Linked DNA regions of Homo sapiens: region 2 is linked to region 1. Evidence: read pairs that join two places in POLR2A ChIA-PET (ENCODE). Cell type or tissue: OCI-LY7. All regions are shown on one strand. Links, peaks and the distances in the headings refer to the core of each region. The heading gives the core; the rest is flanking DNA.

The links. Peaks named below come from ENCODE experiments on the same cell type or tissue, not always from the same donor. Only the 100,000 strongest peaks of a DNase experiment are listed, where the experiment ranks them.
Region 2: POLR2A ChIA-PET joins it to region 1 with 5 read pairs; 2 of 35 experiments call an interaction of 5 or more read pairs at or near these places.

What each region holds. Positions count from the first base shown.
Region 1 is chr1:27,105,557-27,121,714 of GRCh38, reverse strand. It overlaps SLC9A1 (solute carrier family 9 member A1), which reads left to right. Exons shown (of 12, transcript NM_003047.5): 2 at 7,429-7,889; 3 at 11,938-12,188; 4 at 13,850-14,067; 5 at 15,628-15,830. Among named protein-coding and RNA genes, the nearest start is that of SLC9A1, 41 kb to the left of the region's middle. RefSeq lists enhancers at 7,048-7,621, 7,622-8,196, 9,281-9,350, 9,258-9,759, 9,691-9,770 and 4 more and a silencer at 11,438-11,642. In OCI-LY7, for the core only: a CTCF peak has its summit at 9,462; a DNase peak (open chromatin) is centred at 9,454; H3K27ac peaks cover 1,045 bases.
Region 2 is chr1:27,681,959-27,698,116 of GRCh38, reverse strand. It overlaps the pseudogene CHMP1AP1 and the pseudogene RNU6-424P. Among named protein-coding and RNA genes, the nearest start is that of IFI6, 18 kb to the right of the region's middle. RefSeq lists an enhancer at 15,365-15,659. In OCI-LY7, for the core only: no CTCF peak of the experiment used is centred there; no DNase peak of the experiment used is centred there.

The sequences.
Region 1 (16,158 bases), core at 7,076-11,075:
GAGAGGAGAAAGGAAGGAGAGAGGGAGAGGCTATGCATTGTGAGGGATTTGTAACCCAGTGCCAGGGTTGCTGAGGCTGTGATCCTCTATCACAACATGCCTGCCTCCGGAACAGCCTCTCTTGCCAGGTCTCTAAGGCAGTTGCTGCTGGCTCAATCGCTGCTTATTACTCCAGGGGCCGCCCAGGCCCCCCAGCCTGCCTGACCTCTCTTTTCTCAGTCGTTTCAGTGCACAAGGTGCTCCTGTGTCTAGTCCCTGTTCTCACTTGTTTACAGACAAGAAAATGGAGGTTATTCCATGGTATAGTGATTTACGCAAAGCTCATGGTTACTAAAGGGCAGAGTGGGGTCTGGACCTGGGGTTTTGGCCTCCTTGCACGGTCTTCTCTTTTCCATGACTCAGATAGTCCAGTGTATGCTGCTTGTGTTTTCTGACAGCTTTTTACCTGCTTTCCCATCCAGACCTGATGTTCCCAGAGGGTGAGACCCTTTCTCTCCAACATAGTAGGACCCCCTGAAATGTGGATTGAAACAAGCAAGAAATAGAAGTGCTGTTTGGAAGAATGATGGGGAAAAACACAGAGAGAGACTGATTGCCCGGGTATGGGGAAGGATGCTTGCCCAGGTACTTGGAACAGATTTATTTATGGCTGTTTTTGTGGGGGAGGCATATTTATTGCAGACTTGAATTCTCTTCCTGGTGATCCTGACAAGCTGTTTTCTTTGAAGCAGCATGGCCCAAAGAACTAGCAGTTCAGAGAACTGGGTTCTAATAATGACCCTGCCACTTCCCAGCTAGGTAGCCTTGGACAAGTTACCTCTCTGAACCTGGATTTCTTCATCTGTCAAATTGGGGGTCAGGATGTGAGATGAAATGAGAGGGGGTGTGTATAAGCCCCCTGCACAGAGCCTTGCATCAGATTCTCCAAGTGTCCAGTGTTTGTCTCCTGGGTGCTGGAGAGTTTATCTTTTTTTTTTGAAATGGAATTTTGCTCTATTGCCCAGGCTGGAGTGCCATGGTGTGATCTCGGCTCACTGCAACCTCTGCCTAACAGGTTCAAGTGATTCTCCTGCCTCAGCCTCCTGAGTAGCTGTGATTAGAGGCGCCTGCCACCACACCTGGCTAATTTTTGTATTTTTCGTAGAGACGAGGTTTCGCCATGTTGGTCACTGTGGTCTAGAACTCCTGACCTCAGGTGATCCACCCGCCTCGGCCTCCCAAAGTGATGGGATTACAGACGTGAGCTGCCACCCCCAGCTGGCTGCTACATTTTAAAAAAAGTATTATTTGGCCAGGTGCGGTGGCTCACGCCTGTAATCTCAGCACTTTGGGAGGCTAAGGTGGGTGGATCACCTGAGGTCAGGAGTTTGAGACCAGCCTGGCCAACATGGCGAAACCCCTCCTCTATTAAAAATACAAAAATTAGCCAGGCGCCATGGTGGGTGCCTGTAATCCCAGCCCCTGGAGAGGTTAAGGCAGGAGAATCACTTGAACCCGGGAGGCAGACGCTGTAGTGAGCCGAAATCGCGCCACTGTACAACAAGAGTGAGACTCCGCCCCCCCAAAACAAAACAAAACAAAACAAAACAAAAAAAACCTCCCATCCCCACAGCAGAAACTCAATGAATAATACTTTTTTTTTTTGAGGTGGAGTCTTGCTCTGTCACCAGGCTGGAGTGCAGTGGTGCAATCTTGGCTCACTGCAACCTTCCCCTCCTGGCTGAGTTAACTTAGGAGAGCTTCCTGGAGAGGGCAGCCTTTGAAGATAGGAAGGATTTCATGAAGTCTTTACTAGGCCACTAGAGTAGAAGCAGTGGGAGACTTCCTGGAGAAGAGCTCATGGAAAGAAAAACCTACCGCTGGCCCTTTGGGAACTGCTTTGGGCCTCTTTAGTCCTAGGCTCACACGCCCCTTAGAAACAAAGTAAGAATAAAGCCAGGGATAATACAGTGAGTGGCCAAGAACACAGACTCTGGAGCCAGACTACCTGGGTTTGAATCCCAGTTACCAGCCATGTGACTTTGATCAAGTTGCTTAACCTTTGTGTGCTTCAGTTTCCTCATCTGTAAAATAAGGGGATGGTAATTGTGACTTCCCAGAACTATGGTGGAGAGCAAATGGGTTAAGAGTGTGCCGCTGTAAACTGTAGAGTGCTGGGCTTTCATTGGGAAGTATTACCTTTCATTGCTGCAGTTGAGACTGGTTGCTGGGGCAGTTGAAGAGGGAGTTAAAGAAATGGAATCATTGTGCAACTAGGAATCCCTTGGGACCTGGCCGAGTTGCAGCCCCAGAGCAGTCCTCAGGCCTGGAAGTAGGGCGACAGAGCCCTCAGTGTGCCCCTGGGTCCCTGGTGACCTGGCACTATGGGCCAAAGAGACCCCTCTTCCCAGCACTCCCCTCTGACTTCCCAGGCCAGAGGAGGGTTGCGGGAAGGGGGATCAGGCATGTCTGGTCACCCTGGCAACCCAGGGTGATGTCGGACAGCCTTGCCTGCTCCACTGAGCCAGTCTCAACAGATGGGGACCGTCCGAGGAGATATAAATAAAACATTCTTGTGGTGCAGAGCAGCCGCAGGGGGCTGGGAGCCTCCATCAATTGGAAGTTTGGTGAGGTGTCTGCTCAGCAAGAGTGTGTGTGTGTGTGTGTGTGTGTGTGTGTGTGTGTGTGTGTGTTCGTTCCAGCTACCACCTACACTAGATAGAATGAAAAACACTTCTCCCATCCCCCAGCCTCTTCTAAAAGGAGCGCCAACTCTGAACTGTGTCAGAGGGTTTGGCCTGTGGCTGTGCTTGGAGATGTTGAATTCCACACTTTCGTGCCTCCTTGTTCTGGGAGGACTGGACGTCCTCGAAGAAGGCTGTGTGGCTTGGAGTGTCACAGACTGCTGGGGTAGAACTGGACATGTGATCATTGACAGGTCACTGGCTGTCTCTGTCTCCATTTCCCTGACTATATAATGGAGAATTTAGATGCTCTCCAAGATCCATTCCAGCTCTTACGACTCTGGTTCTTACTCTAACTGCCTCTTCCCATCCCTGATTTCACCCTGGTGACATCACTGCTGCTGCATGTTTGGGCCCTGAAAGTTTTGCCTCATCTCTTGGCATCCTGGGATCTTGCCTCCATGCAGGGCTTTTGTCAGGGTACCAGGGGCCGCAGCCATCCTTCTGTGCCCCTTTCACCACACCGGGTGTCAGCAAGCATCCTGCTCTTTGTGGGGACTCTGCAGGGATGCAGAGTGAGCGCAGTTGGTGGAGTCAGGGCGTTAGGAGAGGGACAAGCCAGCGCAGGTCCAGGGGCTGCTTCCCACTTCCCTGAGCCGTTGCTCCTGAAGGAGCCTCCTCTTGATGACAGAATCCCTTCCTCCCCCAGCCCTAGAAGTGCTTTCCAATAATGTGCCACCTACCCACAGGCAGGGAGCCAAAAGTGGATCTCAGACCTTTCTCCTCAGCCTGGCCCGGCCCGGCCCTCCCCTCAGGCCCAGAGAGCCCATCAGGGCCTAGAGCTCCTTCAGCTCACTGAGCGCCAGAGACAAAACAGGAAAGCCAGGGAAACCAGCTCCAGGAACATGGCTCCAGCCCCAGGTACTCTGGAGCTGGCTGAAGGAGAAGGAGGTCGCTGTGCTGTAGTCAGGAGGCCCGGGACCCAGTCCTGGTTGGCCTGGCTGAGTGCATGCAGCCTCCTCTCAGAGCTCGTTTTTCTTGTGTTCAATAGGAATGCCAGCTCTCTGTTCACCTGGTCATAGAAGCTCCAAGGGCTGGAATAGCATGGCCCTCCCCATCAGCTGCTCACGGAGGTTCAGAGTCTGAGTCACCTCAATGTTCCCAGTGTCCCATATGGCCTGGCTCAGAGAAAATACCGAGCTTTGACTAAAGAATTAATTAGCGCTCTCTGCTACCGGTTTGAGACACCTAAGCTAGAATAGAGGTCCTCCCTTAGACACTAGGGGAGTGGCATAACCTTGCTGAGCCTCAGCTTTGTCTTCTGCAAAATGGAGGCAATACCTATCCCAAGGGCTGTGGTGAGGACTGAATGAGATGGTGCGTGCCAGGCTCCCAGCACAGTTCTGGCTCATGGGACGCCCTCAGACCTGAGGAGCCGTCTTCATGTTGCTGTTCTTGGCTTGTTTCACATGCCTGCCCCCTCCCCAGGCAGGAGCTGTGGCCAACTCTTCTCTGGGTCTCCCAGGCACTGTCTGGCGATTTATGGGGCCAGGAAAGCTCTGTGGATTGGGTTGATGGCACAGAGTGAGGGTAGGAGGCATTTTTAGAGCCCGACCCCTTAGGTGGAGGTGGAAGCCATCATCTGCCTACCCTGGACTATCTCTTTAGACTCTGCCTTCTCTTAAGGCAGCTCTTGGTGCTAACGCCAGGACAGGGGCAGGGAGGCTGTGGAGGGGGGTCAGCATGCAGCTGGCTGGAGCTGGACTTCCGGCCTTGGGAAGGTGCTTTCTGGCCCCTGCCTGTAGGAGCTCTGCTCCCCTAAATCTTCATCCTGCTTATCTCCGCTGCGCTGTGCCTGTCTCCCCTCCAGCACACTGCAGGTCTTTGGGGTCTGATGCCATTGTCTTGTCTCAGCTGCTTCTGCCTGGGTTGTCTGACTGATCTCGGTGGGTGCCAGGAAGAGAGAGAGGAACCTGGGAGATGACTGTGGATTGAAGGTTATGAGAGAGGGAAGCACCAGAAGATTCCTGCCCTAACCTGAGCAGACAGGTGGTGGTCAGGGAATGCTTCCTGAAGGAGGAGGCAGGCAGAGGATATGGTGTCAGCCACATATGGTGGGGGTAGAGGTAGAGGAATGATTTCTAGAGAGAGGAACTAGACTAGGTGAAGATTGGCAGGCAAAAGAGGATGTGGCTCATATGGGGCAATTGCAAGGAATTTGGCAAGGCTGAAACCTAAGAGTTGACAGTGGGGAGAATGGGACATGAGGCAAGAGCAGATGACAGAGGCAGTGCTGAAAATGTGGGCTTTATCCTCTACAGCAAGAGAGACTTGGGTCCAACATGACTAGCCCTTCCCAGTGGACCAGCCAGCTACACACTGGATGTTGACTGGTGGACAGTACAAAGACTGGGGGACTTTTCAGCAAAAGGGGTGATTTTGGAATTATTTTCCCTTTTATTGATGTGGGAAGTAGATGAACAAAAAGTGACTTTTGGTCATGTCTATTTTGAAATCAGGAGAATGCACATGGTGCCTTCGAGGTCCTCTTGGCCTAGGATGGAGACATCTTTTTTTCCCAATGTGTTTTGAGTGTCTTCAGGGTGCTTGGCACTGTGCCAGGATTCTGGGCCTGGATAGTGTTCAGTGTGTGAACTTTTTTTTTTCAAGATGGAGTCTTGCTCTGTTGCCCAGGCTGGAGTGCAGTGGAGTGATCTTGGCTGGAGCTCAGTGGCGTGATCTCGGCTCACTGCAACTTCTACCTCCTGTGTTCAAGCAATTCTCCTGTCTCAGCCTCCCAAGTAGCTGGGAATACAAGCACCCACCACCACGCCTGGCCAATTTTTATATTTTTAGTAGAGACAGGGTTTCACCATATTGGTCAGGCTGGTCTTGAATTCCTGACCTCAGGTGATCCACCCACCTCGGCCTCCCAAAGTGCTGGGATTACAGGCGTGAGCTACCGTGCCCAGCCAGCAGTGTGAACTTTGACTTGTCACCGTACTAGCACTGCCCAGATTCCTACCTGAGAGTAGGAAGGGCTTTGGGCATGGAGAGGGAAGTTCCTCCTCTGTCCCAAGGATCTCAAGAGTAAGTAATGAGAGCAGAGGCCTGGCCAGGCATGCAGGTTATCGGAAATCTTGGGTGATGTCCCAGCCCTGTGTATTTTCAAGTCAGCTGATATTTGTTGAGCACTTCTTGTGTCCTAGCCCTGGGTGTATAATGATAAGCAGTTATGGGATCTGCCTGCACAGAGCTTGCAAGATAGGGAAGGGGAGGAGAGAGAGCTTTGCTTTCTTCTTTCTTTTTTTTTTTTGAGGCTGGGCTCAAGTGATCTTCCTGCCTCGGCCCTCCTAACTAGCTGAGACTACAGGTGCATACCATGCCCAGCTATTTTTTTTAAGTGGAGATGAGGTCTCCTATGTTGTACAAGCTGGTGTCAAATTATTGGCCTCAAGTGTTCCTCCCACCTCAGCCTCCTAAAATGCTGGGATACAGGCATGAGCCACCATGCCAGGCCAGAGAGAGCTTTCCTCTTGAGCAAAGGGACAAACCCTCTTGGCTATGCCAACCCTGGGAGCATAGTACCCAACATACAACTAGATGCTCAGATTTTTTTCCACCTACTTTCCCACCCCAAAACAAAACAAACAAGTAAACCACTCACAGGAGCTCAGGGTTCTCTGGCCATACCTGATATTGAGAGAGGCCCTCTCAACGGGGATTTTTGCTACTCCTCAGCTCTGGGTTTGAAGCCTTAAGGTGGACTACAGCAGAGCGGCCTGTTGCTGGCCAGGACACGGCCTGGGGAGATGGCTGGTGGGTCCCAGGCAGAGGGGTGTGTGAGGAGGCCTTGATGGGAGGGAAGGATAGGAGAGCTTGAATTACAGAACTGTGCAGTTTGATGGGAACTGGGGCATCAGACCTGTGTTCTATTCTAGTTCTGCTCCCCACTTGCTGTGTGACTTTGGGCAAGTCCCTTCCCTTTTCTGAGCCTTAGTTGCCCCATCTTTAAAGTGGGTGGCATTGAGCTAGAAGCGGGATAGCAAATAGATTTTATCTCACCTGCCAAAGCTGGTTGCCACTGACATCCTTGAGCCGTGTCTTGAGCAGCTGCCTGGACTCAGTAGGAAAGCCTACTGTTTTGCAGGTTTGCAGACCCCAGGCCTTATTATCCCCAAGTTCCTTCCCACGCTGGTATTCTTAGATTCTTCTGTGCTTTCTTCTGTCTCCTATGCCACTCCCCACCAGCTGGTTGTCTGCCTTCTGCTTAAACAGCTCCGTGATAGGGAACTACCATCTTCCCTCAGACAGAATTGTTAGATTGTTATTCCTCAGGTTGAGCTCAGATCTGCCTCCCTGAACTTGTGCCTGGAATAATGCCTTGGGTTCAGGCGTAGGTGATGCCCGTAGGTACTTGGCACGTCAGTAATCAATTTATAATTTCTGCCTTCTGGAAGCATATAGAACTGCTGCTTTCTAACATTTTATGACAGTGACAGAGATAGCATGTATATATCCTTTGAAAAAAGTGCTTTAAAAACACTGTCACTTGGTTTATGATGGCAAACCTGTGAAGCTAGCATTGTCCCTTCCATTTTACAGGCGAGGAAGCGGAGGCTCAGAGAGTTAACAGAGCAGCCCTCTGAGACCCAGCCTGTGCACCTCTCACCAACTGCGCTCCTCATCCCCGGCCCATCCCCAACCTTCTATTCTCCTGGCTCCTCCGAAAGCCCATGGCCTCCCGTTCTCTCGCCCTCCGCAGGTTTCCATGTGATCCCCACTATCTCAAGCATCGTCCCGGAGAGCTGCCTGCTGATCGTGGTGGGGCTGCTGGTGGGGGGCCTGATCAAGGGTGTAGGCGAGACACCCCCCTTCCTGCAGTCCGACGTCTTCTTCCTCTTCCTGCTGCCGCCCATCATCCTGGATGCGGGCTACTTCCTGCCACTGCGGCAGTTCACAGAAAACCTGGGCACCATCCTGATCTTTGCCGTGGTGGGCACGCTGTGGAACGCCTTCTTCCTGGGCGGCCTCATGTACGCCGTGTGCCTGGTGGGCGGTGAGCAGATCAACAACATCGGCCTCCTGGACAACCTGCTCTTCGGCAGCATCATCTCGGCCGTGGACCCCGTGGCGGTTCTGGCTGTCTTTGAGGAAATTCACATCAATGAGCTGCTGCACATCCTTGTTTTTGGGGAGTCCTTGCTCAATGACGCCGTCACTGTGGTGAGGAGGCCAGGGGCCATGCCCATGTCCAAACGGTACAAACCCAAATCCAGGCCCACCAGTGAATCCCTCATCCACCCGCTAATAACAGTAATAAAAACAGCTGAGGCACATTCCCGCTTCCCGTATGCCAGGCACCATGCTGAGCCCTTCGGCATGGATTATCTCATTTAAGTCCTCATGGCTGCCTTAAGAGGTGCTTATTATTCTCATTTTCCAGGGGAGACACAGGCCCAAAGAAGTTAAATAACCTGTTGGAGTATGAACCAGTTTGTGATTGAACCAGGTCTGACTGACTCCAGGGCCTAAGCTCTTGGTTTTGCTAGGTTATATGCTCCCTCCTTGACTTGACTTGCTTTTTGTTTTTTAAGAGACAGGGTCTTGCCCTGTCTTCTAGGCTGGTGAACTGGTACGGTCATAACTCACTGCAGCCTCAAATACCTGGGCCTGAGATCCTCCTGCCTCAGCCTTCCGAGTGGCTAGGACTACAGGCATGCACCACCACACCCGGCTAATTTTTTAAATTTTTTGTGGAGATGGGGTTTGACCATGTTGCCCAGGCTGGTCTTGAACTCTTGGCCTCAAACCATCCTCCTGCCTCGGCCTCCCAAAGTGCTGAGATTACAGACCTAAGCCAACAAGCCTGGCCCTTCTCTTGCATTTTGATGTGAGCTTGGGCAAATTACTTACACTCTCTGTGCCTCAGTTCCCTCTTCACAGACCATATCATCTGTGAGGGGCCTTTCAGCTCTCATGTTGGCTATATCTTAAGTTAGAATTCGGTTTGTGCACAGTTTTTGGGCGGAGATTATGGAAAGGGGCCTTGTCTCCAAAACATCTAGAAGGTGATAAGTAAAAGAAGTTGGCCACTTGCTTGCTGTGTGACCTTAAGCAAATGCTATACCTCTGTGGCCCTCACCTTTTTTTTTTTTTTTTTTTTTTGAGATGGAGTCTTGCTCTGTCTCCCAGACAGGAGTGCAGTGACGCAAGCTCAGCTCACTGCAACCTCCGCCTCCCAGGTTCAAGCAATTCTCCTGCCTCAGCCTCCCAAGTAGCTGGGATTACAGGCGTGTGTCACCATGCCCAGCTAATTTTTGTGTTTTTAGTAGAGACTGGGTTTCGCCATGTTGGCCAGGCTAATCTCGAACTCCTGACCTCAGGTGATCCGCCCACCTCAGCCTCCCAAAGTGCTGGGATTACAGGCATGAGCCACTGCGCCCAGCCAGCCTCACCTTTGATAGCTGCAAAGTGGCAGAGGATTAGTGCTTTCCTCCAGGGTCTGCACGTGGTAGCACCATATACACCTGCACATGCCCTTCCTCCCAGCTGGTTTCCTTGGGAAACAGATGTGTGCATGTGCATGCTCACGTTGTGTTGTGAGAACACTCCCACCCCCTCCTGAGCTGTCCCGCTCAGAGCAGCTGCACACACAGGAAAGCTCAAGGGCACATGTGCATTCCCAGGCCATGACTCCCTCCTCTGCAGCCCCAGCCTTCAGGAAGCAGCACCTCAGAGTAGAGACAGACTGTGGTGTTCAGCTGCTGGCAGCCTCAGCTTCCTGTTCCTCCCACGCCTCCTCATGGGGCTGGGTAGAATAGCCTGACCTGAGCAGGCAGGCCTCCATCCTGGCTTCCTCTAGCACTAGCTCTTGCCCAGGGTTACCACATGAGCCTGAGTTTCCCCATCTGTGACACAGGGATTGCAGTACTCAGCCTGTCATCCTCCCAGGCTTCTTACAGGATTACTTACATTAGTGAGTCATACTCACTAATGTCTGTGAAGCCAGTGAGTGCCAAAGATAAAGCCCTCTCCAGTGGGATCTGGGTGTTGGGGTTCAGGTGAGCACTGCTGTGGAGCTTGGGGCATGGTTGCATCAAGCAGGTAACAGACCCAGCCATTTGTGGACCCATGGTCATGTCTCCCAAAGGCAGTGGCAGCGGTGGTAGTGATTGCTGGTGTTCATTGGGTGCTTCCTGTCTGAATGTGTATTGCCTCATTTTTATTTATTTATTTAGAGACAGAGTCTCCTGTCACACAGACAGTGTCACTCAGGAGTGCAGTAGCACAATCATAGCTCACTGCACCCTCAAACTCCTCAAATGATCATCCCCTCTTAGCCTCCCAAGTAGCTGGGACTGCAGGTGCTGGCCATCACACCCAGCTAATTTATTTATTTATTTATTTATTTATTTTGTAGATATGGGGTCTCATTATGTTGCCTGGGCTGGTCTCAAGCTCCCGGGCACAAGCGATGCTCCCTCTTTGGCCTCCCAAAGTGCTGAGATTACAGGCGTGAGCCACTGTGTCTGGCCTATGTTGCCTCATTTAATCTATACAGTAACTCCATGAGGTTGACACAGTTATATTCCAGTTTTTTTGCGATGAGGAAACTGAGGAACGGAGAGGTTACATAAGCCTGATATATGATATAGCTGAGGTTCAAATCCGTAGTCTGAGTCCAAAGCCCAAGTGCTTACCACTGTGTTACTCTGTTTCTCTATAGTTCCAGGGGTAATAGCACCAGGCCAGAAAGGAGGACTTTCCCCTCTGTGCCGACTCCATGGGCCCATGTGGTAGACCATGAGGACCCATGAATCCCCTCAGGCCAGGAATGAGTTTAGCCCACGGCTGAGTACGCACCTGCTAAGAGGCTGTCTGCCGCTGGAGCCCTGTCCTATCCCCCAGACAGCTGGGGCCAGGCCGCACCAGGCCTGGCCAGTGCTCTGCATCTCCCCTTGCTGCCTGGCCCAAGTCAGGTCTTTCTGGAGCTCTTGGCATAGGTGTGAGTGCCCCATTTCCCAGAGAGTAAAGCCAGAGGCTGACCCTGAGCTGCCTGGTCTCAGGTCTGTGCCCTAGACAGGTCACTCCTCACGGTCCATTCCTCCTGCTCCAGGTCCTGGGGGCTTTGGAGGGTTCCCTGTCATGGATCCTCACGTCCTTCCCTCCCTTCCCCCAGGCCTGGAAACTCCCTGCTCCTTCCTGGCAGAGCTGTCTAGGACAGACTTGAGTAGGCCAGGCAGCTCAGGGACCTAGCAATAGGAGGGGCAGATCCTCAAAGCTGAGCCTGCTGGGGAGGCCTCAGCCATGGCTGTCAGGGAATAAGTTCTGGGCCCAGTTCTTCTGCTCCTGGGCTGGGGGCCCCCTGGCGTGTTGTTTTACCACTGTGAGCCTCGGTTTAGCAAAGGAGCATCCTTGACCCACCTGCCTCGCATGGTTGTTGAGTGTCGACTCAGATAAAGACTATCAAAGGGCTTTACAGTGTATGAAGTGCCACTTAAACATCTGATGGTAGTGTTGCAATGACCATCTATTTCCCAGTCCAGGAGACAGGGATGCCTTAGCCTCTAATTCCATAGCATCTGAACTTGGCTGTTCATTGCAACCCCTGGGGTGCTTGTTACATAGAGATTTCTTGGCCCTATCCCAGAGAGTCCAAGTCCAGTATGGCCTGAACATGTGTATTTTCAGAAAGCTCCAGAGGTTAAGAAATGACATTCTAGTTCATTGTGTGAACGTCCCTTTTTTGTGCTGAAGGAGGGACTGAAACCCAGTGATGGGCATGACGTGCCCAAGGTCAGGCAGTGAGAGGCAGACTTGATAGCACCAGATGTGGCTAACACTGCATCAGGTAAGGCTCCGAGCACTTGATTCGCTGATTTAGTCCTCACAGCAGTCCTAAGATTTGGTATTATTATCCTCATTTTATAGACAGGAAAACTGAAACACAGGGAGATGAATTTGCTTCCTGTACACAACTCAGGAGTGGCAGAGCCAGGATTCCAGTCCAGGCAGTTTGGCTTCAGGGTCTTCACAGAGCTTCCCAGGGCCCACCCTTCACCAGTGGGGCACGTGGCTGGCCCAGAGCAAGCCCCTCAGCCCCAGGCTGAGGTTTTGAGCACCTGCTTGGCACTAGGGTTTCTCTGCTACCGTGTGGCCTCTTCTTGTGGCCATGGTTAACGGAGGGGACAGGATTGCCCTGGGTGGACCCCAGGGAACCGTGGGGCCAGGGCCCTCTCCTCCCACCCACCAGCCTGCACACCCTCCCCAGGTCCTGTATCACCTCTTTGAGGAGTTTGCCAACTACGAACACGTGGGCATCGTGGACATCTTCCTCGGCTTCCTGAGCTTCTTCGTGGTGGCCCTGGGCGGGGTGCTTGTGGGCGTGGTCTACGGGGTCATCGCAGCCTTCACCTCCCGATTTACCTCCCACATCCGGGTCATCGAGCCGCTCTTCGTCTTCCTCTACAGCTACATGGCCTACTTGTCAGCCGAGCTCTTCCACCTGTCAGGCATCATGGCGTGAGTCTGCGTGCAGCAGGCAGTGGGCTTGGCGGGGTGGGGGCGGGGGCTGCCAGCTTGGATTCCCCAGGCTCGTAGGTTCACGGAGCTCCCAGGGCCCAGCCTTGAGCTCCAGGGATGAGACATGAACTCCAGGCTCCAGACCTGCTTGGTAGCCATTTAAATGGCCAAGGGCATCAGTGGCTTCCTAGAAGAGGAGCACTTCTGCAGCGCCCCCTGGGGTCCAGGAATCGGGAGAGGGCATTTCAGGCTATGAGCAGATGAAGCAAGAATGACCTGCATGAAGGCAAGCCCAGGGTATAGGAGAGCAGAGCCTTGGAAGCCACTAAGCTTCAGGTTGAGGAAAGCCACAGCCCTGCTACTTCATTGTCTCAAAGGGAGTCCCCTCAGCAGCCCCAGTAGGAGGCTCACCAGGCCTGAGTCCTGGCGGTCCTGAGGTCTCCACCGGGTCTGGAAATGGGGAGAATGGGATGTGGGGAGGCAGTGAGGGGTGAAGGTGTTCCAGTGCCGAGCAAGGCAGAACTGGGGTTCAGAGCCCCTGGCTCCCAGGAGCAGAGCCCGGGTGTGAGCACTGGGCTGGGAGGACTCCGAGCTCCAAGCAGCTGCTTGGAACAAAGCTCCCTGTGGAGACCCCTGTGTAATGGCAGATGCCACGCTTGAGGGGAATGAACCCAGGAGACCATGGGTCTGTGTCATTGACTCCTATTGGGTCAAGAGGCAGTGTGGCCTTGGGGCAAAGGTGCAGGCTTTGGAGTTGGACACTGTGGTTTGTGTGTCTTGGCTTTGCTGCCTGCAGGCAGCGTGACAGGGGAGAGGTGACTATTTCTCTTAGAGTCAGATCTCTCATTTTTTTATTTGAGACGGGGTCCCACTCTTGTCACCCAGGCTGGAATGCAGTGGCACGATCTCAGCTCATTGCAGCCTCTGAGTTCGAGATTCTCCCACTTCAACCTCTCAATTAGGTGGGATTACAGGTGCCCACCACCACACCTGGCTAATTTTTGTATTTTTAGAAGAGACTGCATTTCACTACATTGGCCAAGCTGGTCTCGAATACCTGGCCTCAAGTGATCCGCCTTTGTCGGCCTCCCAAAGTGCTGGGATTACAGGCGTGAGCCACCGTGCCCAGCCAAGATCACTCATTTTAAAAATGGAGGAATAGGGCCGGGCATGCGCTCGTCGCCTGTAATCCCAGCACTTTGGGAGGCCAAGGCGGGTGGATTACAAGGTCAGGAGTTCAAGACCAGCCTGGCCAAGATGGTGAAACCCCGTCTCTACTAAAAATACAAAAAAATTAGCCAGGCGTGGTGGCGGGCACCTGTATTCCCAGCCACTCGGGAGGCTGAGGCAGAGAATTGCTTGAACCCGGGAGGCGGAGGTTGCAGTGAGCCAAGATCGCGCCACTGCTCTCCAGCCTGGGTGACAGAGTGAGACTCGTCTCAAAAAAAAAAAAAAAAAAAAAAATGGAGGAATACACCGTGTCTATAGGGTTGATGTGAGGATGAGTGGCAAGAGGGTGTAAAGCACACAGCGGGCCCCTGGCCCATAGAGGAGCTTGGGACATGGGCACCTTGGTCGTGGCCCCATTGCCCCTGGCAGTGGAGGGGCTCGAGCAGGTGCAGCTCGACACGGAGCCCTGACCCCGCTCTTTCCTGCTCCAGGCTCATAGCCTCAGGAGTGGTGATGCGCCCCTATGTGGAGGCCAACATCTCCCACAAGTCCCACACCACCATCAAATACTTCCTGAAGATGTGGAGCAGCGTCAGCGAGACCCTCATCTTCATCTTCCTCGGCGTCTCCACGGTGGCCGGCTCCCACCACTGGAACTGGACCTTCGTCATCAGCACCCTGCTCTTCTGCCTCATCGCCCGCGTGCTGGGTGAGGGCCAGGGCTGGGGCGGGGTGGGGGTTGTGGTGTGGGGTGTGTGTGGGGGGTGGTGGGCTGTGGTGCTGTGTGTGTGGTGTGTGCAGTGCACTATGTGGAAGGGCCAGGCTATGTGGTGTGTGCATGTGGTGCAGTGTATAAGTATTGTGTGGAGGGGCTGGGCTGTGGTGTGTGTGTGTATGCGTATTGCGTGTGTGGTGTGTGTAGTGCATTGTAGGGGGGCTGGATGTGTGTATGGTGTGTGTGTAGTGTGTGGAGGGGTTGGGGGTGTGTGTGTGTAGTATGTTGTGTGGAGGGCTTTGTATATATGTGTGTGTTGTGTGGAGGGATTGGGCTGTGGTGCAGTGTGTGTATAGTTGTGTGGAGGGGCTGGGTGTATATGTGGAAGGGCTGGGTGTGTGTGTAGGGGTTGGGTGTGTGTAGAGGGGCTGGGTGTGTGTGTGTGTGTGTGGAGGGGCTGTGAGGGTGTGGGTGTGTGTGGAGGGGCTGTGAGGGTGTGGGTGTGTGTGTGTAGAGGGCCTGGGTGTGTGTGTGTGTGTGTGGAGGGGCTGGGGGTATATGTGTGATGCAGTTTGTGGTGGAGGTTTCCTGGTTGGCTCCTGCCTGCTCCCAGCACAGCTAGACAGGAGGGACTTCCCATTTCCATGATGGGCCCTTCAGCAGGGAGAAGCCTGTGTCACAGCAAGGCTGTGGTCTCTGGGGACAGAGTCAGGCTGTGTCAAAGTGAGGGGGCCCTGAGACTCTGAGCCTGTGGCTGTGGCTGTCCTGATGAGGGGCCTGAGGCCCACAGAACCCAGGTCTGTGACTCTGAGCTGAGTGCTCTCTGCACTGTCTCAAGACAGGTGACGTGAGCATGTGCCGAATCGCATGCAGAGCCACGTGCAGTCCTCCAAACCTATGCAGCAGGCCGGGGCACACGTGGGGACCAGGCCCCAGGTGCATGGGTTCCACTCACATGTGCCCCACATGCCTCACCCCAGTGCCTCAGTCGCCTCCTCCCTGGATCTCTCACTTCCTCTCTGAGGGTTAGGTCCATGTCCCCAAGCCTGGCAGGACCTCACATTTATTTGGTGCACTTTTGAAATCCCCTTTATTCCTGAGCCTCATCCTCCAGGGATTCTGGTTCTGTGGGTGGAGGTTGGGCCCAGCCCTCTGCATTTTTTATGCTTTATTATGGAAAATTTCAAGTACTTAGAAAAGTAGAGAGAATAGGATCATGACCCCCCACACACCCATCACATTTAACAAGTATTGACCTGTGACCCATCTTGTTTGATCTTTTCTCCCTCTTCCTGCCCCCAGCCCTCCAGCCACTGGAGGCCTCCATGATGTCTCTAAAGCACATCCAGGTTGGGGAAGTCCTTTAAGGATCCACCCAGCTCTTGGATTGAGGAGTTCAGAGCACTCTGGGCTGAGGGACCCAGGAATTGAGTGAGCGGGGTGGGCTTCGTAATGGAGACTTCCTGGATGCACAGAGAAATCACTGATGCAGAATCCAGGAGGGACTGGGGACAGCCCGACCTGACCCTCATCACCCCCTGCCTTCCCCTGCAGGGGTGCTGGGCCTGACCTGGTTCATCAACAAGTTCCGTATCGTGAAGCTGACCCCCAAGGACCAGTTCATCATCGCCTATGGGGGCCTGCGAGGGGCCATCGCCTTCTCTCTGGGCTACCTCCTGGACAAGAAGCACTTCCCCATGTGTGACCTGTTCCTCACTGCCATCATCACTGTCATCTTCTTCACCGTCTTTGTGCAGGTGCTGGGCCAGGGCAGGGCAGGCCCTTGCCTTGGGGACCCTCACAGGCTGTTCCCGTGGAAAGAGAGGAAAGCGTGTGATTTGAAATGCGATTCTAGTCCCAGCTCCACCACTAACTTGCTGTGTGACCTTGGGCGAGCCACTCCCCCTTTCTGGGCCTCAGTTTCTTCAATCGTAAAGTGAGAATTGTGATGAGTCATTGCAGAGTGACTGATCAGAATGTAAAGGAACCAGAATGCTGCCCAACTTAATTTGGAACTCATAGAGCATTAAGAGAAGTGGGTACTGGCCGGGCACGGTGACTCAACGCCTGTAATCCCAGCACTTT
Region 2 (16,158 bases), core at 6,676-10,675, 580 kb before region 1:
CAGGGTAACTGTTCACTGAAAAAGAAGACTATCTAGAATTTTCAAAGAGCATTATAGAATCTGTGCTGTCACAGAAACTAGAAAACAAAATACCATCATCACTTCCTGATTAGAATAGGAGCTAAGGGAGGCCAGGTGATAGATGGAATTGACCTAAAGTCCAATGAGTCTCACAGAAATTAACAGAATCCTCTTACAATGTCGTGACCTGTGGATTAGAAGCTATTATGATAGGAAGAGTCAAGTGGGATCTCCTGAAACTATCTGTATTAGTCAGTGTTCTCCAAAGACAGTGCCAATAGAATGCGTATATTTATGTGTGTGTGTGTGTATACATATGTATATGTGTATATATACAGTAATATGCCACATAATGATGTTTCAGTCAATGACAGACTGCATATATGGCAGTGGTCCCATAAGATTATAATACCGTATTTTTACTGTACCTTTTATATGTTTAGATATGTTTAGATACACAAATACTTAACATTGTGTTACAACTGCCTACAGTATTCAGTACAGTTACATGCTGTACAGGTTTGTACTCTATGAGCAATAGGCCATACCATATAGCCTAGGTGTGTAGTAGGCTCTACCATCTAGGTTTGTGTAAGTACAATCTCTGATGTTCGCACAATGACAAAATCACCTAATGACACATTTCTTAGGACATATTCCTGTTGCTCTGTGACACATGACGGTATATATATAGAGAGAGTTTTTTTTTTTTTTTTTTTTTTTTGAGATGGAGTCTCGCTCTGTAACCCAGGCTGGAGTGCAGTAGCATGATCTTGGCTCACTGCAAGCTCTGCCTCCCAGGTTCATGCCATTCTCCTGCCTCAGCCTCCTGAGTAGCTGGAACTACAAGTGCCTGCCACCACGCCCAGCTAATTTTTTAGTATTTTTAGTAGAGACGGTGTTTCACCGTGTTAGCCAGGATGGTCTCCATCTCCTGACCTCGTGATCCGCCCGCCTCAGCCTCCCAAAGTGCTGGGATTATAGGCATGAGCCACCGCGCCCAGCCGTAAATACTTCTCCAGCTCTCTATTGGAAGGCTGTCAATGGTGAGTTGTGTCCAGAGCAACAGAGGGCTGTTGTTATATTGTGAAATATGTTTTTAGTCTTCATTCCTGTTTCCTGGCATACAACTCCCCAAATCCTTGGAATTTCCAGAGTGATGTCTTTTTATATGCTAATAATTGACTGGTGGCTAGCAGCTGCTAGGTAGCTTCAGGATGGAGGCTGGTGACCAGAAATACCTAGGCAGGATTACAGAGTTGAGACTTTCAGCATCACCCCCCTACCCAATGGGGAGGGCAGAGGGGCTGAAGGTTAAGTTGATCACCAGTGGCCAATGGTTTAATCAATCATGCCTACATCATGAGGCCTTCATAAAAAAAAACAAAAGGAGGCGAGGTGTCGTGGTTCATGCCTGTAATCCAGCACTTTGGGATGCTGAGGTGGGAGGATCACTTGAGCCCAGGAGTTCAAGACCAGCCTGGGCAACATAGGGAGACCTCCTTTCTACAAAAAAATAAAATAAAATAAATTAGCTGAGTGTGATGTATCTATAGTCCCAGCTACTTGAAAGGCTGAGGTGGGAGAATCACTTTAGCCTGGGAGGTAAAGGCTGTAGTGAGCCAAGATCATGCCACTGTACTCCATCCTGGGTGACAGAGCAAGACCCAGTCTCAAAAACAAAACAAACAAACAAATAAACCTAAAAAAACAGGGTTTGGAGAGCTTCTGGATAGCTGAACACATGGAGGTTCATGGAAGGTGTGTGCCCAGGAAGGGCCTAGGAGCTCTGTACCCCTTCCCTCATTTCTCATCCTCATTTCATCTGTATCTTTTGTAATATCCTTTATAAAAAATTGATAAACATAAGTAAGTGTTTTTCTGAGTTCTGTGAGCTGCTCCAGCAAGTTAATTGAACCCAAAGAGGGGATCATGGAGACCCAAACTGGAAGCCAGTCCATTAGAAGTTCTGGAGGCTGGACTTGTGCCTGGCTCAGGGAGCTTGAGGAATGAGCCCTAAACCTGTGATATCTGATGCTATATTCAGAGGTGTTTGAACCAGAGTGACTCCCTCTTGAATAGGAGCTGGGTAAAATGAGGCTGAGACCTGCTGGGGTACATTCCCAGAAGGTTAGGCATACTTAGTCACAGGTTGAGACAAGAGGCCAGCACGAGATACAGATCACAAAGACCCCGCTGATAAAACAGGATGCAGTAAAGAAGCCAGCCAAAACTTGCCAAAACCAAGATGGTGACGAGAGTAAGCCCTGATCATCCTCATTGCTCATTATATGTTAATTATAATGCATTAGCATGCTAAAAGACACTCCCACCAGCACCATGACAGTTTACAAATGCCATGGCAATGTCTAGAAGTTATCCTACGTGGTCTAAAAGGAAGAGGGGTGTGGTGGCTCATGCCTGTAATCTCAGCACTTTGGGAGGCCGAGGCAGGTGGGTCACCTGAGGTCAGGAGTTCGAGACTAGCCTGGCCAACATGGTGAAACCCCATCTCTACTAAAAATACAAAATTAGCTGGCTGTGGTGGTGTGTGCCTGTAATCCCAGCTACACAGAAGGCTGAGACAGGAGAGTCACTTGAACCTGGGAGGCAGAGGTTGCAGTGAGCAGAGACTGTGCCACTGCACTCCAGCCTGGGTGACAGAGTGAGACTCAGTCCCAAAAAATAAAATAAAGTAAAATAAAATAGGCCAGGTGCAGTGGCTCATGCCTGTAATCCCAGCACTTTGGGAGGCTGAGGCGGGTGGATCACGAGGTTAGGAGTTTGAGACCAGCCTGGCCAACATGGTGAAACCCCATCTCTACTAAAAATACAAAAATTAGCCGGGTGTGGTGGTGGGCGCCTGTAGTCCCAGCTACTTGGGAGGTTGAGGCAGGAGAATCACTTGAACCCGGGAGGCGGAGGTTGCAGTGAGCCTAGACTGTGCCATTGCACTCCAAACTGAGCGACAGAGCAAGACTCCCTCTCAAAAAAATAATAAAAGTAAAAGGAACTCTCAGTTCTAGGAAATCTCCACCCCCTTCCTGGAAAACTAATGAATAATCCACCCCTTGTTTAGCATATGATCAAGAAATAACCATAAAAATAGCCAAGCAGCAGCCTTCAGGGCTGCTCCGCCTATGGAGTAGCCATTCTTTTGTTTCTTTACTTCTCTAACAAACTTGCTTTCAGTATAAAAATGAGACTCTTGCTGGGTGCGGTGGCTCACACCTGTAATCTCAGCACTTTGGGAGGCCGAGGTGGGCACATCATGAGGTCAAGAGATGGAGACCATCCTGGCCAACATGGTGAAACCCCGTCTCTACTAAAAATACAAAAATTAGCTGGGCATGCTGGTGCGCGCCTGTAGTCCCAGCTACTTGGGAGGCTGAGGCAGAAGAATCACTTGAACGTGGGAGGCAGAGGTTGCAGTGAGCCGAGATTGCGCCACTGCACTCCAGCCTGGTGACAGAGCGAGACTCTCTCAAAAAAAAAAAAAAAAAAAAAAAAACAGCTGGGGCGCAGTGGCTCACACCTGTAATCCCAGCACTTTGGGAGGCTGAGGCAGGCGGATCACCTGAGGTCAGGAGTTGGAGACCATCCTGGCCAACATGGTGAAAGCCCGTCTCTACTAAAAATATAAAAATTAGCTGGGCATGGTGGCAGGCACCTGTAATCCCAGCTACTTGGGAGGCTGAGGCAGGAGAATCGCTTGAACCCGGGAGGCCGAGGTTGCAGTGACCCAAGATCGCGCCATTGCACTCTAGCCTGGGGGACAAAAGGGAAACTTCATCTCAAAAAAAAAAAAAAGAGAGACTCTTAATTTTGGGGGTCTATTTTGCCTTCCAACTGTGCTGCTTCTTAAGCCCTAAAAACTGCATGCTTTCCTGGCCCTATTCTCAAAGGGCTCCACTCTAAAGCCAGTAAAACAATTAAGACACTTAAAAACTGGCAAATGAAAAACTCTTAAAACTACTGGATCTTCTTCTGTCTGTTCAGCTGTATTTATGTGTTGTGTGCGATGTTTCACTACCAAAATACATTAAAGAGCTCTGATTAATCGGCTTAAAAATAATAAATGCATAAATAAATATTCTGTCAGAAAAATAACAATTTTAATGCCCTTTAGTTCACATGAGTTTAGTAATTTTGGAAAAAAGACAGTTTTAAAGATTATTGGTAAATTAAAATATCTTCAAGATGAAGACATTTGGTCTAAAAAAGGCGAGTAAGATATTAGGTTTGCTAAATGCTTTATTTTTTAATATAAAATACTTCATGAATTTGTGTGTCATCCTTCCACAGGGGCCTGGTAATCTTCTCTGTATCTTTCCAATTTTAGTATTGTGCTGCCAAAGCAAGTACTGCTAAATGCTTTAAGGTCATAAATTGCTTCTTTGACTTTGAAAATTGTTCAACTTACCTGCTTTGGAGCCATTAGATTTTAGGGAAGACTTGGGGACATATGGAGTTAGCCATGCTCCCTAGCTATGCTGGGAAGAGTTGGACCTTATCTTCACTTCTGTCTGGTATCCTAGGTTCCACATCTGCTACATAATTAAAATTGCTTACTTACCAGGTTTTTCACCAAAAATAAAAGTTGCTAAGAGATAACATTCTAACACATGTAATCAAGACTACTGAAGAAACGGTTTTACATGCAAGGTGTGTAAGGAAAGTAGAATATGTTTCCGGTAAAAAATTATAAGAAGGCATGGGAATGTGGGGTTTTTTGTTCCGGTTTAGAGGATTAAAGGATGGCTTTATGTTAGGTAGAATAAAGCTGAAGTTTTGGCCAAGTTATGGAAGGTTTGTGAAAGATTAATCTTGTAAAAATTCTGTGTGTGAACTTATTGGTCAAAATTAAAGGGATATTATTTAATTATTCAGCTTTTCTATAAATCAAACATTGAAATAAAAGCACAACAGGGTTTTCTTACACTGTTGATCTGCTTTTTAACAGAAAATTATAAAAGATTATAACAGGTTTATGAGACTCTTACCTTATGGTCAAACTGATCAAGATTGGGTAGATTTGTGTATAAGGTCTTGTTTAAAATTGGGTTTGATATTAATTGTATACTAATGCAAAGGTGAAATTTGGCTTTCTCTCTTGAACAGGATCTTTATGGAATATTGAAAAAGTGAAAGATTTTTGTTTGCCTTTTAAACAAACTACAAGAAAAAGGAGAGAAAATAGATTATTTGGAAAGCTAAGTCTTTCCTCTATCAATGAGTAAAAGTTTTCAATTTTTTAAAATCTTTGAGTTATCATATTGGCTAAATGAATGGCCTATGGTGACCTGAAATTCTATTTTATCAGTATTTTAAACTTTTGATATTTGACAAACTCCAAAATCAAATTATAAATTATATATTTTTATGATCAGATTAATCCTTTAGATATTAGGTCCCCCTAAAGCTCAAAAATGACATATTTGCCTTATTTGGTACACTAAAATTATACAGGAAGCATTGTCAAATGTGAAATGGTGTTTGGCTTTCTTTGGGCTGTATTTGTAGAAATATATTATTGGTATGTGTTCCAAAATTATGGGAAACCCCTCTGATTCTGATAAGACATATTCTACACTATCAGTAATAATTATAATTGTTATATAAAATTGTTGTATGCCACAGAAGTAACCCAAATTCCTAGTTAATTGTGTCTAACTGTGGCTGCCCTAAGACTTTGTCATCCACAGACAATTGTTGTCTTGTTTTGATCCTCTTTAAAGGGTGGTTTATAATCAGCTATAGGACTGACAAGTACTCTTAAATGCAGCTCTCTGATAACTTTGGAAAGTGTGCCATTAAAATAAAGAGAAGGAACTTATAAGACTTTCTTGGAAAACTAATGTAATTATAAATATCAAGCAAAACAGGAATCAATTGCATAGACTAAACTAATAGAACACCAAAATAATCTTTTTCTGATGTTTTACTTAAAATGTTGCTCATCCTTTCTGTTTGGTTTTTCAGAGTCAAGAAAACTTTTCTTTTGAGCTATCAACAGTTTTTAACAATTGAATAAAGCATACCCCTATGAGCAAAATTTTCAGCATATTTCTTTCTCACTACTTGATTTTACCAGAATTTGGAAACTATTTGTGAGTATTCTTAACTTATGGCACTATAGTTAAGTTATTTGCATAAGTGCAATAAGAATCTGTTTTGTTTTATAACAGGACACAGTTGGAGACACTGATTATTTTACCAAGGCTTTGACTGGGATGGTGTGCTTTCAGATACAGACAGCTTTAAAGAATGAAAGCCGACTAACAGAGTCAAAAAAAAAAAATGCCCCTTGAGAAAACTAGCCTTATACCCTGTCTATGCAATCCCTGTACAGGGTTCCTGATCTGTAGTAAGTAAAGAATGTCACTTTCTGACAAGCCCAGGAACCCCAAATTATCTTGAGAACTGGAAAGGAATTCACCCAACTCATACAGGTATTTTCAGGAATAGACAGATAAATTCTTGGCTGGGCTCAAGGCTTTAAAAAGTCTAATCTAAGATTACTTATGGAATAAAGTTCCATCAAAGCCAATTTTAAAAGGAGCCTGCATGGCAAATAATTAATCTTACTGCACTTTATATAAATAATCAGGACAAGTATAATAAGACTAAAGCTTATTTTGCAAACAAATCAGTCCTACCTTGACTTGTCTTCAATGAAAATGGGGACTGGAGAGAAAAAAATTATGTTTCAAAAACTTTTGTACATCTGTTATTAGATTCTAATCTCATCTTTGTTTTTGCGGGTTTTTTTTGAAATTTAGACTGACTCTACTTATTCCTGTAAATCAACCAGTGATCTCTGGCTGCTGCTCAAAAGAAAAGAGGGAAATAGGTAATGTAAAAATCTAGATCAGTATTCTAATTCTGGTCATGTATTGGAATCAGCTAGTGATCCCCTAACAACTTGGTTCCAACAATAGTCAAGTTCATGAAAAGCCTTCTTATTCAGTCTACTGGGATAATTTTACTTATTTCCTTTACCACTGTGGAATATATTGCTGTTGTACTATTTTGTAGAAACGCAAAATAAGGCTACTCAACATTTTCTTAAATTGAACATTTATTATCTTTCACATAGCACCTTTTGTCAGAACAGAAGGTGATATCTGGAAGAGTTATGAATGGCCTTCACCATAACTGACTGAGCTCTTCTCTACCCTGAATACAAAAGACCCTAATAATTAGGCAAAAATATTATCTCCCCTATTCAGCCTGAAGACGTTACAGAGGATAGATCTACAACCCTCTACAACCCTTAGGCTTAAGAGTCCCCTCGTAAAAGGGAGGGGGGAAATATGTCAGAGGTGTTCCAAGAAGAGCAATTCCATCTTGAACAGGGGCTAGATGAAATAAGGGTGGGACCTGCTGGGCTGCTTTCCCACGAGGTTTGGCATTCTTAGTCACAGGATGAGAGAGGAGGTCAATACAAGATACGGGTCACAAAGACCCCACTGATCCCACTGGTAAAACAGGATGCAGTAAAGAAGCTGGCCAAAACCTGCCAAAACCAAGATGGCAACGAAAGTGACCTCTGGTTGTCCTCACTGTTCATTATATGTTAATTATAATGCATTAGCATGCTAAAAGACACTCCCACCAGTGCCATAACAGTTTACAAATGCCTTGTCAGCATCTGGAAGTTACCCTCTATGGTCTAAAAGGAAGAGGAACCCTTAGTTCTGGGAAATCCCCACCCCTTTCCCAGAAAACGAATGAATACCTCACCCCTTGTTTAGCATATCATCAAGAAATAACCATAAAAATAGCCACCCAGTGGCCCTCAGGGAGTAGCCATTCTTTTGTTTCTTCTTAACAAACTTGCTTTCACTTTACTCTGTGGACTTGCCCCAAATTCTTTCTTGCATAAGATCCAACAAGAACCCTCTCAGGGTCTGGATCGGGACCCCTTTCTGATAACACTATCTCAGAGTAGGTAGTGTCTGAATTGAATCAGAGGACACTCAACTGGTGACTGCTGCTTGGTGTGTGGGGAAATCCTCACATACAAATTTGGTCACAAAAGTCTTCTGTGTTGATTGTTGTTGTTAAGTGAGATAATAGAACAGGCACACTGAGTGTTGTTTCCCCCCACCCTGGCAGAGTTGGTGTCACGGAAGTGAGATTTGCTAGAATGGCCTGGGCTGATGGAAAGTTGTGGTTTGGGAAGAGAAAGGATGAAAGAGTGCTGGGTGAGGAACTTTTGATCCCTGAGTAGCCATGTGGTCACCCATGGTTTAGAGCCGCAGCTGTGCTGTGCTCAGTTACTGAAGATAAAAGTTATGAATGGAATTTAGAGACAGAACCAACTCCTGGAGAGTTGATTCACTGGATGCATAAGGAAATGCAAACTAATAAGCAAAAAGAAAAACATTCTTGTTTACTGTTAACTATAATAGCTAAAATGAAATTGAAAGAGAGTGCTGTGTCAGACCTTGGTGCTAAACCAAGTTCAGATTTCAGTGAGTCTGAGCTTCAGCCACTAGCCTCCAAACTGATCCCCAAGGGAAAACTTACGCAGGGAAACAGAAAATAACTGAGAACTGGGTTACCAAGAGGACAGTCAATGTAGGGGAAGGGCAAAACCAAGTCACTATAGACTAGAGGGTACGATGTGAAGGAATTATTCCATTTTGTAGATTACTATCTTCAGCTTCCTGAGGAATCATTACTAAGATGGATTGCAAGAGTAACTAGATTTCAAGTGCTGCAGAATGGAAGAGCATGTTGAGGTTGATGCAGGATCCACAGCACACTACAGAACAATTGCAGGTAGCTATACATGACCCACACACAAACAGGAGGTTATTCCTGAGGGAACAGCCAGCCCAGTAGATTGGATAAAAGCCACTGTAAAATTTGTTTACCCTGAGAAGGGAGACTCTCCTGAAGGAGCTCAAAGAACTTCACCCAAAAATATGGCTCCCTTTGGTATAATGAGTATTTTAAATTTTTAATTAAAGGCCTTTCGAGATCCACAGCCACTAGAAGAGACTTCTCCCACTATCTATATAAAGACTGGATGGACTCTCCAAGAACAATTGTTTTTCCTTCCGCTCCCTGTTATTTCATTATCTATTACAGAAAAGAAGACCGAGAATGTAAGCACATTCTTAAACAGACCCATTCACAAGATAATATCTCTTTCAGGCTTATTTACTTCCAAGAGAACCATTTACAAGTTTGTTGTTGTCGTGGTCGTTGTTGTTTTTGAGATAGGGTGTCTCTCTGTTGTGCAGGCTGGAGTGCAGTGGTGCATTCATAGCTCACTGTAACCTCAAACTCCCGGATTTAAGGGGAGCCTCCTGACTACGGGTATGCACCACCAAGCCCAGCAAATTTTAAAAGTTTTTGTACAGATAGGGTCTCACTGTGTTGCCCAGGCTGGTCTTGAACTCCTAGCCTCAAGCAGTCCTCCTGCTTTGACTTCCCAAAGTGTCAAAATTACAGGTGTGAGCCACTATGCCCAGCCCGTTTATAAATTAATCTCTATTCCTCCGCCCCCACCCATTCATTCTCCCTAGTAATCATTTATTGTCCCTCAACAGAATTACCTATATTCCCTATCTCCCCCATCCCCTCTGAAATAAAGCTATAGAAGTATTTGGGCCTCATTGGGATGTTGGGTAAGCACTCTGTGATTTTTCCCTCATGTACACATTAATAAATTTGTATGACATTTCTCTATTAATCTGCATTTTGTGGGTTGAATGTACAGTGATCCTTGAGAGGGCAAAGGAGAAGTTTTTCCCTTGGCCCCTACATTCCCTATAAATGTCAAATGGAACACCCCAGATGAAGCAGTTGATAGGTTTCATATGCAAGCCATGTGGAGCTGGCTTTACAATGACCAGGCATTCACCCGCTAAGGATGCCTGTATATGGCAGATGCAGCTGACAGCCATAACTTAACTGAAGCGTACCCTGAGAATGATCCTAGGGTCTAAGAAGAATGTGTGTTCGGAGTCCTGAGCTAAGGAATCCGGGAGTGGCCAACCCAGAGTTTCACTCCTTATCTATGAAGGACATCTGAGCCCCTGGCTCATTCCTTGGAACACAGGCCATACAGGGGATGGAGTCCCTTTTTGTGGATTAACTGGAGGTTGCTGGGTAGAGGTTGCTAGGTGGAAGGTGCTAAGTGAAAATGCTGTATCAACTGCATGCGTTTCATAAAACGCATGCCCTGTTTCATAAATGCATGCTCCTGTCCAGCCCACCACCACTGGACCATCCCTGTGTGTAAGTTCCCCTCAGTAAACCCTAAGTCTCATTCACTGGTTCCGGCCTCTAGGACACAGTGCCATCCCTATTGGAGTCAACAGGAGTCCTGCATGACAATGCCTATTACCCGGGTCATGATAAATGCTGTGGTTCAGGCAGCCTCTTTTGCATGGGCACCTCATGTAACCTTACTACTGCAAAACTGAGCTATAGTCAGAGAAGCCTTATCAAATTTGCTACCTCAGCTTCCCCTCCTGGGTCTTACGGATGGTAATGAAAACATTAAGGCAACTAACAAGAGAATAGGTAATGGGAGAGGGGAGAATCAAAGGATTTCTCCCACGAAGGCAAACATTTTTAAATGGTTATTAAGAAATAAGGCAAGAGCCACTGGCACCTGATGCCTCCCGGAGTTCATGTCCCTTCTGCCTTTCCAAGGGGTGCTTCTGTCAGACTGGCCAGGGGACAATACCCTGTTCCAGTTGAAATTTATGGTGAAGCAGCTGGAGAAACCAGACAAGAAGGCAGAAAAGCACTCCTACGCCAACCAGGCCAAAGTGAAGAAGTCCCTTCAGCAGAAAAATGTAGAGTGCACCCGTGTGTACACCAAGAACACCATCTGCAAGGAGAACAGCAGCGTGAACTGGCTCTACATGGCATCCGCCTGGACACAGTGGCCCCCGAGGTGCAGACAGCTGTGACCATGAAGGTGGTAACCAAGAACATGGTGTAGGTGACCAAAGCCCCAGACAAGGCCTGAACACCACGGACCTGCAGAAGGCCTCTGCAGCGATGGACAGGTTTGAGTAGCAAGTGCAAAACCTGGCCATGCACACATTAGTGATGGAGGATTCCATGAGCTCGGCCGCCACACTGACCATGCCTCAGGAGCAGGTGGACAGACCCATTGTGCAGAGCGCCAAGGAGAATGGCCTGGAGGTCCTAGACCAGCTCAGCCAGTTGCCCAAGGGTGCCTCTGCCGGGCGAGAGCTCCGTGTGAAGCCAGGAGGAACAGCTGTCAAGGGCGTTAGCCGCCCTGAGGAATTAGCCGCACCCTGCCGTGGGCACCGCCTCTGCTCTGTGATGTGCCGCAAGGCTCCTGGCCTCCTCCCCTCCCCCCGGCATCTTGCCTTTTTGTTGATCCTGCAGAGCTGCAGCTGGCAGCTACTGTCGCCCAGCTCCTCTCACCTGCCTGGCCTAGGTGGCCCTGGAGTTGTTCCTGTTTTCTTAGGTTGGGCGGTGGATCTGTGTCCTGGTGTTGAGTAGGGGTGACTTCTGTGACTCTGGGGCCAACAGCTGGGAGGTCAGCAGGCTCTCTTTTGCTCTCTGTGGAGTCGATGGGGTCTGGCCAGTGGGTGCCATGTAAACTTTTGCTCAACACTGCGGGGACCTTCAGACTCCGTGATAGGAGACATGCTGCTCACTGTCAGCCAGTGGGGGTCAGGGCTGCCCTGTTTTCCAGGCAGCTCCTGGAGAAGGCCTCTCCACGCACCCTGCCCCTACCACCAATGGGCAGGAGGTCCCACCATGTGAACGGACACAGCCTGAAGAGGCACCAGTGGCTCGTGTGTGCTGGGGAACGTCAGGTGCCACCCAACACTGTCTTGGTGGCATTTACAGATGATGACCCTCCCCCTCTTCCTCCTCTGTCATTCTAGGGGTGGGGTCTGGGCTGCTCCTGACAGCTGGCTGAGCCTCCCTGGGCCTCCTGCCCTCAGCTCCCCTGGTTCTTAAAGCTGCCCAGTCCATGGGGACAGAAACTTGCCCAGCTCCAAATCCAGGAGTTTCCACCCTGGGGTCCTCATCCTTGCTCATCTGCCACCTCTGGAGGTGCCTTGGGCTACATGGGCTGTGCTGTTGTGTCCCCTCAGCAGGGGGTCTGTCCATGCACTGGCCAGAATTGAGCATGTGCGTGGGGCCTCCTCGGTGATGCTGCCTGTGTGCCAATCTCTTCTGTCTCTCTAAATAACTGGGTGCCTCCCCCGACTGCACCCCATCCTACCTTCCCAGCGTGGAAGCCAGAGTGGCTGGTGAAGGGAGCTTAGGAGAGTCACCTTCAGCTGGGCCAGTGGCTCTGTGAGGAAAACCTGTGCTGTGGCCACGCGGGCACCACCAGCTGCAGCTCATCAGGAGGACTCGGAGAGGGGGACGGCAGAGAGAGGGCTTTGGGCACAGCCTGCTGTTTTGTTTTTTCTGTTCCCTAAAGTTTACTTCATTTTCTTGAAGCTTCCAGGGTTTTGTTGTTGTTTGCCAAAGTAGAAAGGACAGGTGGCAGGCGGGGAGGGTGAGTCCCAGCCCCTCCTCTGCACCAGGGCTGCCGCGGTGTCATGGCTCTTATGAAGGGAAGCATAAGACCCTCACTCAGTGCGTTTGGTTTTCTTTTCAGGATTTCAGAGCCCCTGGGAGGAGATCCCATTGGTGGGTCTGGACATGCGGAGGTCAAGGCACCATCTGGCCATGGTCCTCTCCAGCCTCCCCAGAAATTGACCCACATGCTGGGTGTTGAAACAAGGTCCCTCTATCCCTTGCAAATAACAGCTTTGGAATTAACAGCTTTGGGGAGCTACCTTGTCCTCCCAAGGGTGCAGGGCTCCACAGAGCCAAGGGCCAGGCAGGGGCTACCTCAGCCCTGTCTCCTTGGGCACCAAAGCAGGGATTTGTTGAAGGAGAGAGCCATGTTTGCCCTTTTCCTAAAATGCTGCTGTAAATAAACAGGTCCCCCAGCAAGCAAGGAAGCAAAGGAAGGAAGGAAGGAAGGAAGGAAGGAGAAGGAAAGAAGAAAGGAGAGAGAGGGAGGGAGAGAAAGAAGAGAACACTGATAAGGGTGAAACTAAGAGGAAAAAGAAAGGGGAGAGTCATGAGACTCGTCTGAGCAGGATGGAAATCCTTAGATGGTTATTAAGAAATAGGATGAGTAAAATAAAAATTAATGAGGTTTTAAAAAAGGAAATTAATGCAGTGAAAACAAATGTCTTTTTTTTTTTTTTTTTTTTTTTTTTGAGACAGAGTCTCGCTCTGTCACCCAGGCTGGAGTGCAGTGGCATGATCTCAGCTCACTGTAACCTCTGCCTCCTGGGTTCAAGCAATTCTCCTGCCTCAGCTTCCCAAGTAACTGGGATTACAGGGACCTGCCACCACGCCTGGCTAATTTTTGTATTTTTAGTAGAGATGGGGTTTTGGCATGTTGGCCAGGGTAGTCTTGAACTCCTGACTTCAGGTGATCTGCCAGCCTCGGCCTCCCAAAGTGCTGGGATTACAGTCATGAGCCACTGCGCGTGGCCAAAATAAATGTCTTAATACAACACTATTGAAGGTTGGGTGGACCAAAGAGAGTCTCTGATGGTCTTCAACATTAAAGGCCCCAAACCAGTTTGCTCTATTTCCTCCAGTTTGGTGGAATTTTAAAAGCAGGAAGGTAAAGATTTACAATAAGAAACCCTACCTGGAATTGCCTGGGGTGATGGTCAGACTGGTTAATCAAGGGAAGATTGACAGAGAGGCCAGAGTCTCCTGGCCTGGCCTCTGGCTAAGGACCTAAACACTTATTGCCCAAGAGAGAATAAAATGGTCTGGGGAGGGGGTGGAGAAGAGAAGTTCCCGGGACATAAAAATATACTTGGTCAACAGGATTCTGAAAGTGGGAATGTCTAAACAGGCTTTACGTAAAGGCTTAATGTAAAGTGGTTGTGTCTCCTTTACCTAATGTTTTATGGAAATGGGCATTGTATATGACAGGGTTGTTCCCTCTACCTAGAACTGTAAAACAGAAGGCATGTAAATCCACCCTTCTGGAAATTTTAGTTGGACATGCTAAATGGAAACCCAAGCCCACACTGTAGAGTAGAAGCTGGAGTGCTGATAGGGACAAGTTCTCCATTCGATAGCTCTTTGTGGAGCATTTGCTGGGGCTATGACAAAAGCCTATGAGTGGCTGGGCATGGTGGCTCATACCTGTAATCCCAGCAATTTGGGAGGACAAGGCAAGAGGATCATCTGAGGTCAGGAGTTCAAAACCAGCCTGGCCAACATGGGGAAACCGCATCTCCACTAAAAATTTGAAAATTATCCAGGAGTGGTGGTGGGTGCCTGTAATCCCAGCTACTCGGGAGGCTAAGGCAGGAGAATTGCTTGAGCCCGAGAGGTGAGGCAGAGGTTGCAGTGAGCAGAGATGGTGCCACTGCACTCCAGCCTGAGCAACACAGCAAGACTCTGTCTCAGAAAAAAAAAAAAAAGAAGAAGAAGAAGAGAAAAGGCTGTGAGCACCTGCAAGCAAAGACTACTGAGATTTTGGACTAGACAATTTCCACTTGAGGGGCACTTACTAACTTGTTACGGGACATTAACTGAAGCTACCCCTGTGACTGAAGGACATAAAATGATCTTGACACCTGAAATACCCATGCGATCTCAGGTGATGTCACAGAAACACTCAAATAGAGACAGCAGTGTCCAGAAGAGTTCCATAACAAAATGGAAATGGCTTATACAGAAGCATGCTACCTGGGGAGTGCCAGGAGGAGATAAAAGAAAGGAGCCTCTTTTCTGCTAGGACTGGTTTGCGTGAGGAGCTGCTGGCTTCTACAGTGTCCCATAACGGCTCTCAACTGGCCAGCAAACAGCTTGGTTTGTGGATGGCAGTTCCAAGGTGAATGGACAACATTCTGTTTGGAAGGCTGCTCTGTTGATCAAAGAAGTGTGAAAATAAATAAAATGTAAACCTTGTTGGAACCCCACAAACACCTTAAGCTTTGAGAGAGATGTGACTGTGATCTTGTAGCAGGACAAGCCACGGACAAAACCCCTCAGACACTGAGTTAAAGAAGGAAGGGCTTTATTCGGCTGGGAGCTTCGGCAAGACTCACATCTCCAAAAACCGAGCTCCCCAAGTGAGCAATTCCTGTCCCTTTTAAGGGCTTACAACTCTTAGGAGGTCCATGTGAGAGGGTCATGATCGATTGAGCAAGCAGGGGGTATGTGACTGGGGGTGGCAGGCACTGGTAATCAGATCGGAACAGAACAGGACAGGGATTTTCACAGTGCTTTTCCATACAATATCTGGAATCTATAGATAACATAACCTGTTAGGTCAGGGGTCAATCTTTAACCAGGCCCAGGGCATGGCGCTGGGCTGTCTGCCTGTGGATTTCATTTCTGCCTTTGAGTTTTTACTTCTCTCTTTGGAGGTAGAAATTAGACAATATGAGGGGTGGTCTCCTCCTTTAATCTGAGTCTCATATGGTTACTACTTCCGTTTCTCAGATTATAGATTAACTCGCTTTCTTGTTTGTCTTATTCTGTACAATGACTAAGAGAGTTACATGATGTCAGGAATAAAAACCACCCTTCTTCCTAATGAATGACCCTTTGTGTAGATTAACTTCCCCATTGTTGTCCTGCTTTGCCTAGACCAGATAACAGAAAACCCATGACTATTACACCCTCTGTAAAAAATTTTAAATGCACCCATTCCAAAAAGAAACACTGCATAAACCAATCAAATTGCTGTACCTATGCACCAATTGTGTGTGAAAAATGTAAGGCCAGGCATGGTGGCTCACACTTGTAATCCCAGCACTTTGGGAGGCCAAGGTGGGAGGATTGCTTGAGGCCAGGAGTTTGAGATCAGCCTGGGAAACAAAGCGAGACCCTGTCTCTACAAAAAGTAAAAAAAATTAATTAGCCAGGTGATATGGTTTGGCTCTGTGTCCCCACTCAAATCTTATCTTATAGCTCCCATAATTCCCACATGTTGTGGGAGGGACCTAGTGTGAGATGATTGAATCATGGGGGCAGGTCTTTCCCATGCTGGTCTCATGATAGTGAATGGGTCTCACAAGATCTGATGGTTTTTAAAATGGGAGTTTCTCTACACAAGCTCTCTATTTGCCTGCCACCATC